3 separate regions of the Homo sapiens genome follow, and all the other regions are linked to region 1. Evidence: chromatin loops called from intact Hi-C (ENCODE). Cell type or tissue: ascending aorta. All regions are shown on one strand.

Region 1 (2,500 bases):
TGGCTCAAGACTGTAATCCTAGCACTTTGGGAAGCTGAGAAAGGAGGATCTCTTGAGCCCCGGAGTTTGAGACTAGCCTGGGCAACGTAACAAGACCCCATCTCTACAAAAAATACAAAAATTAGCCAATTGTGGTGGCACACACCTGTAGTCCCAGCTACTCGGGAGGCCGAGGCAAGAGGATTGCTTGAGCCCAGGAGGTCGAGGCTGCAGTGAGCCATGATCACACCACTGCACTCTAGTCTGGGCCACAGAGCAAGACTGTCTCAAAAAATAAAATACAGTGGCTCACGTCTGTAATCCCAGCACCTCGGGAGGTGGAGGTCAGCAGATCACGTGAGGCTGGGAGTTTGAGATCAGCCTGGCCAACATGGCGAAATCCTGTCTCTAGTAAAAATACAAAAATTAGCCTGGTGTGGTGGCATAGGCTTGTAGTCCTAGCTACTTGGGAGGCTGAGGCAGGAGAATCCCTTGAACCTGGGAAGCGGAGGTTGCAGTGAGCCAAGATCGCGCCACTGCACTCCAGCCTGGACAACAAGAACAAAACTCCATCTCAAAAAAAAAAAAAAAAAAAATCATATATAATGAATCCAGCCTGTTATATCTCTCTTTATACTGACGCAGATATAAAATATCATTTTTACCCCTCTTCCAGGACATGAAGCAGAATAAAGTATCTTTTTCTTCTTTTTTTCTTTGACGGTGAATATTGTAGAATAAATTACCATTTTGAATAACGTTTTCATAGAAGGGGCCCTCAAAAGTAAAGTGCCTAAGACCGGGATAATTCACAATGTGCCTCTGATTGCCCCACTTCACAGCGGGGATACCTCCAACCGGGGGTCCAGGTTGGGATCCGAAGGAGCGACACCGCGCCCTGGGCACGGGGCACCTCTGGGACTTCTGGAGGCGAGAAAAGAAGGCGCGAAACCTCCGCGGGCCGCGCGTGCCATCTGCCGGGCACCTGCGGGACTGCGGCCGGCGGGAGGGGAGGGGGGGCGGGCTCTTAGGGGCGGGGCCAGCGCCGGCGGCCGCTAGGTGGCGCCGTCTCACCTGAAAATGAGTTTTGCTCACGGCCTGTCATCCCAGCACTTTGGGAGGCCGAGGCGGGCGATCACGAGGTCAGGAGATCGAGACCATCCTGGCTAACATGGTGAAACCCCGTCTCTACTAAATGTACAAAAAAGTAGCCGGGCGTGATGGCGGGCGCCTGTAGTCCCAGCTACTCGGAAGGCTGAGGCAGGAGGCTGAGAACATAGGATGTTTGGTTTCCCATTCCAGTTTCTTAGAGTAGTGGTCTCCAACTCCGGCCAGGTTGTGTGAATGCCATTTCATTACTCTTTATGGCTGAGTAGTAGTCTTCTCTGTGTGTGTGTGTGTGTGTGTGTGTGTGTGCGCGCGCGCCACATTTTCTTTATCTGCTCGTTGATTGATGGGCATTTGCACTGTCTGTTTTCACATTTTAGTCTCTCTAAAAGTGGGATGAGGCCCCGGGCGCGGTGGCTCACGCCCGTAATCCCAGCACTTTGGGAGACAGAGGCATGGGGATCACTTAAGGTCAGGAAAATCGAGACCAGCCTGGCCAACATGGAGAAACCCCGTCTCTATTAAAATACAAAAATTAGCCGGGCGTGGTGGCGGGCGCCTGTAATCCCAGCTACTCGGGAGGCTGAGGCAGGAGAATCACTTGAACCCGGGAGGCAGAGGTTGCAGTCAGCGGAGATCGCGTCACTGCACTCCAGTCTGGGTGACAGAATGAGACACTGTCTCAAAAAAAAAAAAAAAAAAAAAAGTGGAATGAATCGTACACAGTGACAGTCAACTACAAGACAATGAGAAAACGTCTGACACTTTCTGGAATGATCCAGAAAGTCCTGTGTTGACACATGTTTAATTTCAGGAAACACAGAAGTCATAATTTCAATATCAATAGCAAACTTCACAACGAAACTGCACCGAACGTCACAAGAGACCAAAATATTTCCACAGTTGATCTTGGACAGTAAGAAAAATACTAATAACAGAAGAATAGCCGCTGTTCCAGCAGTCCCCGCTCCCGAGGGAGCCGCTCGGATTCCCACCGGGTCCGCTCAGAGAGGGGCGTTGTCCTCCCCCAGGACGCACAGCCCGCGCGCGGCCAGCCCACTGCTCCCTGGCTTCTGCGCCCTGGCGGGGGCCGGGTGGGACCCCAGGCGGAGCAGCTCCGCGTGTGGGGCTGCGGGGTCCGAGGGTCCGGGCCGGCGGGGGCGGCGGGGGCGGCGCGGCGCGCAGGGGCAGACGCGGCGGAAGGCCTGTCGGAAGTGCGAGCCCAGGAAGGCGTAGAGCAGCGGGTTCAGCGCGGAGTTGCTGTAGGACATGCAGTGAGCCCAGGTCTTAAGCGCGTAGGCGGCGTAGCTGCGTGGGTGCCAGGAGCCCGCGGGGCCCAGCGCCTGCAGCACCAGGAACAGCTGGATGGGGCCCCAGCAGGCGGCGAAGAGCAGGACCACGGCCGCCACCAGCC
Region 2 (2,500 bases), 320 kb before region 1:
TGCACAGGGCCCTGTCCCAAGGAAGGGAGGAGGTCAGGAGACCCCAGCCCCCGCCGTCCACACACCAGCTGGAGCCAGTGTTGCCCGCCCCCAGGGTTATGGAAAGGAGAAGAGGCAGGCCCAACGGGGCAGTGCCAGGGAGCCGCCCCCTCCTGGGCCCACCCCACTCCATCTGGGGCCAACCCAGAAGCCTAGGTGCCCACGGAGGTGCCAAAAACACTGCAGATTCGGCACCCGGCCAGGCAGGGCCACCCACAGGACCGGCTGGCACAGGGCGGGGCCAGCGTGGGAGCGGGTGGGGCCCGCCTCTTTCCAGAGGCTGGTGGGCAGGGCCAAGGGCCAGCAGGGCTCAGGGTCAAGGCCTGGAGACCAGGAACTCGGCAGAGGCGCCAGGAGCAGCAGGGACACCCCTCCCTGACCGATGTCCCCATCACTGGTGACCTTCACCCTCCCCACCGTTGTAGGGTGAAGGTCAGCAGCCTGCCCGCCTGGCTGCACCCCACCCACCCCCTCGAGCCTGCTTCCTACGGACCTCCAGGTGCCCTAAGGGACATAGTCCAGGGGAGCTCAAAGGCCCTATTTGCAAGGGACATGGAGGACGTGAGCAGGGGCCCAGGACGCTCCCGGCTTCACCGGGCCAGGTGGAGGAACAAGAGCCGAGCACACAGTCAGGCTTCCGGGTCTTTAATGGGGCGGGGGCTGGGGGCAGTTCATCCAGAGGTGGCTCCGAAGCTGAGGTCAACCTTGGCGGCTGGCTCTGCAGGGCAGAGGGGATGGTAAGCGGCCCGTCAGGCTGGGGGGATCTTGAGAGGCGGAAGGAGAGCCCCATGGGTGGCAGCCACAGCTCAAAGCTGAGGAGGAGCTTCCCTGGCCCAGTCCCCAGAGCTTTCAACACAGGCAGGGCCTGGGGCCCAGGCAGAAGCCTGCACTGCCCTCTGGTGGCCTCCTTGGCAGGCGCGGCTTCCCCAGGTGGCCGGGACCCCAGGAGCTGGCTGGGCCCACCTGGCATCCCTGCCCAGCCCCTGGCCGGGCCTCGGGACACCGGGTACGCACCGCCTACTCCAGGGCCTTCACCAGGGCCTCGTTGGCCTCGATTCGGATCTGGATCTCTGCCCGCGTGGCCTCGTCAGCTGTCCCCACCAGCTCCGCCTGGGCCTTCTCCAAGTTTGCCTTGGCTGCCTGCAAGGGGTTGAGGGGCGGTGAGGGGCCAGCAGCGACCCCAGCCCGGCTCCTGGTCCCCCAGCGCTCCCTCCCCCGCAGCCTGGACAGCTCCAACCTGCTGAGCCTCAGGTCCCCTCTGACACTCACCCCCAGGTCCAACATGTCCAGCGTCACGGCCTCTTCGGCCAACAACTGCACCGAAGAGTCGGCGTTCACTGCGATGGAACCGCTGCTCACTGGGGGAATGGGGCGGGGGGAAGGCGTGAGACCCCAAAGGGCTGCACAGCCTCAGGGACTCCCCTGGTCAAGTCCAGAGCCCCCTGTGAACCAGGAGCTCCACAAACATCCAAGTCTGTGTCCTGAGTGTGCAAACAGACCCACAGGACTGGCCCTGGGCCCAACATGGCGGGCAACTGCTAGAGAAGAACAAAACAGGGGCCGCAAGAAAGGACTAGAAGCTGGAGGAACCCCCAAAAGCACTGCCTGGGGACAGAGGCCCTCCCTCTGACCCACCACCCATGGGTTGAGCTGGGGTCAGGGCCAAAGGCAAGCTGAGTTCAAATCTGGCCACCACTGGAAACCAGTGAGGCTTAGAACTGCTTTTTTTCCTGCACAAATGACCTTCCTCCCCTAATCTGATCAGCCCTCCCAACATGGTTTTTTGAGGGGTTTTTTTGGCACAGGGTCTCACTCTTGTTGCTCAGGCTGAAGTGCAGTGGCATGATCTTGGCTCACTGCAGCCTTGACTTCCCCGGCTGAAGCGGTCCTCTTGCTTCAGCCTCCCGAGTAGCTGGGACTACAGGTGTGCACCACTACAACCAGCTAATTTTTTGTAGTATGGGATTTCACTATGTTGCCCAGGCTGGTCTCAAACTCCTGGGCTCAAGAGACCCTCCCACCCCGGCCTTCCAAAGTGCTAGGATTACAGGTGTGAGCCACCGCACCCAGCCTCGCCTGGTCAGTTTCTTTTTATTTTTTGTAGAGACAGGGTCTCACTATGTTGCCAAGGCTAGTCTCAAACTCCTGGGCTTAAGCGATTCTCCCACTTCAGTCTCCCAAAGTGCTGAGATTACAGGCATGAACCACTGGGCCTGGGTGGTTTTACATCTCTTGCTTCGACCATCCTACATTGGTTGGTCCAGAGCCAGTCATAAACCGGCTGAGAGCAGGGTCCCCTCTGGTTCGCTTTCATCACCGGCCAGCCCAGGCTCCTCAGTGGACAAACCTGCTAAAACTGTATTTTTCTTATTTGAGATGGAGTTTCACTCTTGTTGCCCAGGCTGGAGTGCAGTGGCACAATCTCCTCAGCCTCCTGACTAGCTGGGACTACAGGCACCCG
Region 3 (2,500 bases), 260 kb after region 1:
GCCTCCTGCTCAAGTGATCCTTCTGTCTCAGCCTCCTGAGTAGGTGGGATCACAGGTGCCCGCCACCACACCTGGCTAATTTTTGTATTTTTAGTAGAGACACGGTTTCACCATGTAGCCCAGGCTGGTCTTCAACTCCTGGACTCAAGTGATCCTCCTGCCTCAGCCTCTCAAGGTGCTGGGATTACAGGCATGAGCCACTGTCCCCGGCCTAATTCTATTTTTGTAGAGACAGGGTCTCACTATGTTGCTCAGGATGGTTTTGAACTCCTGGTCTCAGGCGTGAGCCACCTCGCCCTGCTTAGTTTGATACAAAATCCCTACGTTCCTTCTCATTCCCACTGTGTTTCCAGCACCTGCTTGAGCCCAGCACACAGTAGACACTCGGCAACTGTTGGTGCATTTGGGAATCTACTGAACACCTACTGGTGCGCTGGGTATTGGCCTCACATATGGGGAGACGCCATTAATAACCCACAGATGTGAGGATGGCTGTGGGGGATGGAAAGGGGGCTCTGAGAAGTGGGGTGCAGTGGTGGATGGGGCAGCCTCCTAAAAACCAGGGGAAAGGGCCGGGCGCGGTGGCTCACGCCTGTCATCCCAGCACTTTGGGACGCCGAGGTGGGCGGATCACCTGAGGTCAGGAGTTCGAGACCAGCCTGGCCAACATGGCGAAACCCCAGCTCTACTAAAAATACAAAAATTAGCCGGGCGTGGTGGCGCATGCCTGTGATCCCAGCTACTCGGGAGGCTGAGGCAGGAGAATCGCTTGACCCCTGGAGGCGGAGGTTGCAGTGAGCTGAGATCGCACCATTGCACTCCAGCCTGGGCAACAGAGTGAGACTCCATCTCAAAAAAAAAAAAAAAAAAAAAAAAAAGCAGGGGAAGGAGAGGGGACTTGGGGAAGGGCACAGCCTTGCAAGGCCCAGAGGTGGGAACCTGCTTAGCCCACCCAAGGGGGCCAGTGAGGCTGGGGAGGGGTCAGCGAGGGGCAGGTGACTCGGGGCAGGCAGCAGAGCACAGAGAGGGCTGAGGAGGTGCCAGCGGTCCTCATGTCTGCTCCGAGCCAACGGAAAACCGTCAGGTTCTGCCGCCTTCTCAGAGGTTAGGCCACTTGCCTAGGGACACACAGCCAGTTCGTGGTTTGGCGTCGTTTGAACCAGGCCTGCTGCTCCTCCTGCACTTGCGGAGCGTGAAGGCTGGTGCAGGGGCTGCGTCTGGCAAGCCTCGCCCCTCCCCAGCCTGGGGTTTTCCTGGATTCCCAGGGACGGGGCCCGTGCGCTCTCTGGTGGTCAGAGCAGGAATGACTGGATTCGCGCTGCTGCAAAGACGACTGGAAGGAGGCTGAAGCCCCTGTCCCCAACCTCTGGACATTCAAAACCCTAAATGCAGGCCGGGCGCGGTGGCTTACGCCTGTAATCCCAGCACTATGGCAGGCCGAGGCGGGCGGATCACCTGAGGTCAGGAGTTTGAGACCAGCCTGGCCAACATAGTGAAACCCCGTCTACTAAAAATACAAAAATTAGGCGGGCGTGGTGGTGCCCAGCCTGTAATCCCAGCAACTCGGGAGCCTGAGGCAGGAGAATCACTTGAACCCGGGAGGCGGAGGTTACAGTGAACCGAGATTGCGCCATTGCACTGCAGCCTGGGCAACAGAGCCAGACTCCATCTCTAAAAAACAAACAAACAAACAAAAAATCTAAATGCACAGGCTCCAACTCTTAATTCCTCAACAGTCTCGCTCCAATGCCTCATTTTGCAGGAAGTCCAACTCCAACCAAATCCTATTCATCCCTCAGCCCTGGTTCCAATGTCCTTACCCCTCGGAAGCCCTCTCTCTCTTTCCCCAGGCAGAGCCAGAGTCACCCTTGAGTTCCACGCTCCTGTCCAATCTCATGGGACTGGGGGTATCTGCGTGCATTCAGCATAGGGTCTGGTGTGCAGTAGTTGCTCAATGAGTGTTGAGTGAAGAAAGAAATACACGCATGAGGCCGGGCGCGGTGGCTCATGCCTGTAATCCCAGCACTTTGGGAGGCCGAGGCGGGCGGATCACGAGGTCAGGAGTTCAAGACCAGCCTGGCCAAATATAGTGAAACCCCGTTTCTACTAAAAATACAAAAATTAGCCGGTGTGGTGGCGGGTGCCTCTAGTCCTAGCTACTCGAGAGGCTGAGGCGGGAGAATCGCTTGAACCCTCGGCAGGCGGAGGTTGCAGTGAGCCGAGATCGGGCCATTGCACCCCAGCCTGGGTGACAGAGTGAGACTCCGTCTCAAAAAAAAAAAGAAAAAAGAAATGCATGCATGATTGGGCCAGAACTAACCTCAGAAATGATCCTGGCCTGTGCTGGGTGATGATACCGTTTCTACTGATTAAATTTGGAAGCAGGGGTTAGGTTTCCTGCCTTCTCCGCACCCGAGAGGCGCCTGGGCCGTCAGCCCGTGGAGCATCTTGGAAACAAGGCCACAACCCACAGACCTCAGCCTCTGTCTGACCCCACGGG

The links. Peaks named below come from ENCODE experiments on the same cell type or tissue, not always from the same donor. Only the 100,000 strongest peaks of a DNase experiment are listed, where the experiment ranks them.
Region 2: it touches region 1 in a loop (2.2-fold over the local background); 34 of 110 quality-filtered maps call a loop at or near these places.
Region 3: a loop joins it to region 1, with 7 times the contacts of the local background. A loop is called at or near these places in 18 of 110 quality-filtered maps.

The regions. Positions count from the first base shown.
Region 1 is chr19:920,339-922,838 of GRCh38, reverse strand. It overlaps KISS1R (KISS1 receptor), which reads right to left. Exons shown (of 5, transcript NM_032551.5): 5 at 1,834-2,500. The coding sequence ends at 2,091. Among named protein-coding and RNA genes, the nearest start is that of KISS1R, 4.3 kb to the right of the region's middle. RefSeq lists silencers at 925-1,004, 2,231-2,300 and an enhancer at 2,052-2,500. In ascending aorta, a CTCF peak has its summit at 989 (motif pointing right); DNase peaks (open chromatin) are centred at 998 and 2,329; H3K4me3 peaks cover 598 bases; H3K27me3 peaks cover 1,164 bases.
Region 2 is chr19:1,242,994-1,245,493 of GRCh38, reverse strand. ATP5F1D (ATP synthase F1 subunit delta) reads right to left here. Exons shown (of 4, transcript NM_001687.5): 3 at 1,309-1,397; 4 at 669-1,179. The coding sequence ends at 1,057. Among named protein-coding and RNA genes, the nearest start is that of ATP5F1D, 2.5 kb to the right of the region's middle. RefSeq lists an enhancer at 647-806 and a silencer at 1,007-1,166. In ascending aorta, a CTCF peak has its summit at 952 (motif pointing left); DNase peaks (open chromatin) are centred at 23 and 903; H3K4me3 peaks cover 1,749 bases; H3K27ac peaks cover 2,500 bases.
Region 3 is chr19:663,832-666,331 of GRCh38, reverse strand. No RefSeq gene overlaps it. Among named protein-coding and RNA genes, the nearest start is that of RNF126, 1.9 kb to the right of the region's middle. In ascending aorta, a CTCF peak has its summit at 1,285 (motif pointing left); a DNase peak (open chromatin) is centred at 1,281; H3K4me3 peaks cover 1,114 bases; H3K27ac peaks cover 429 bases.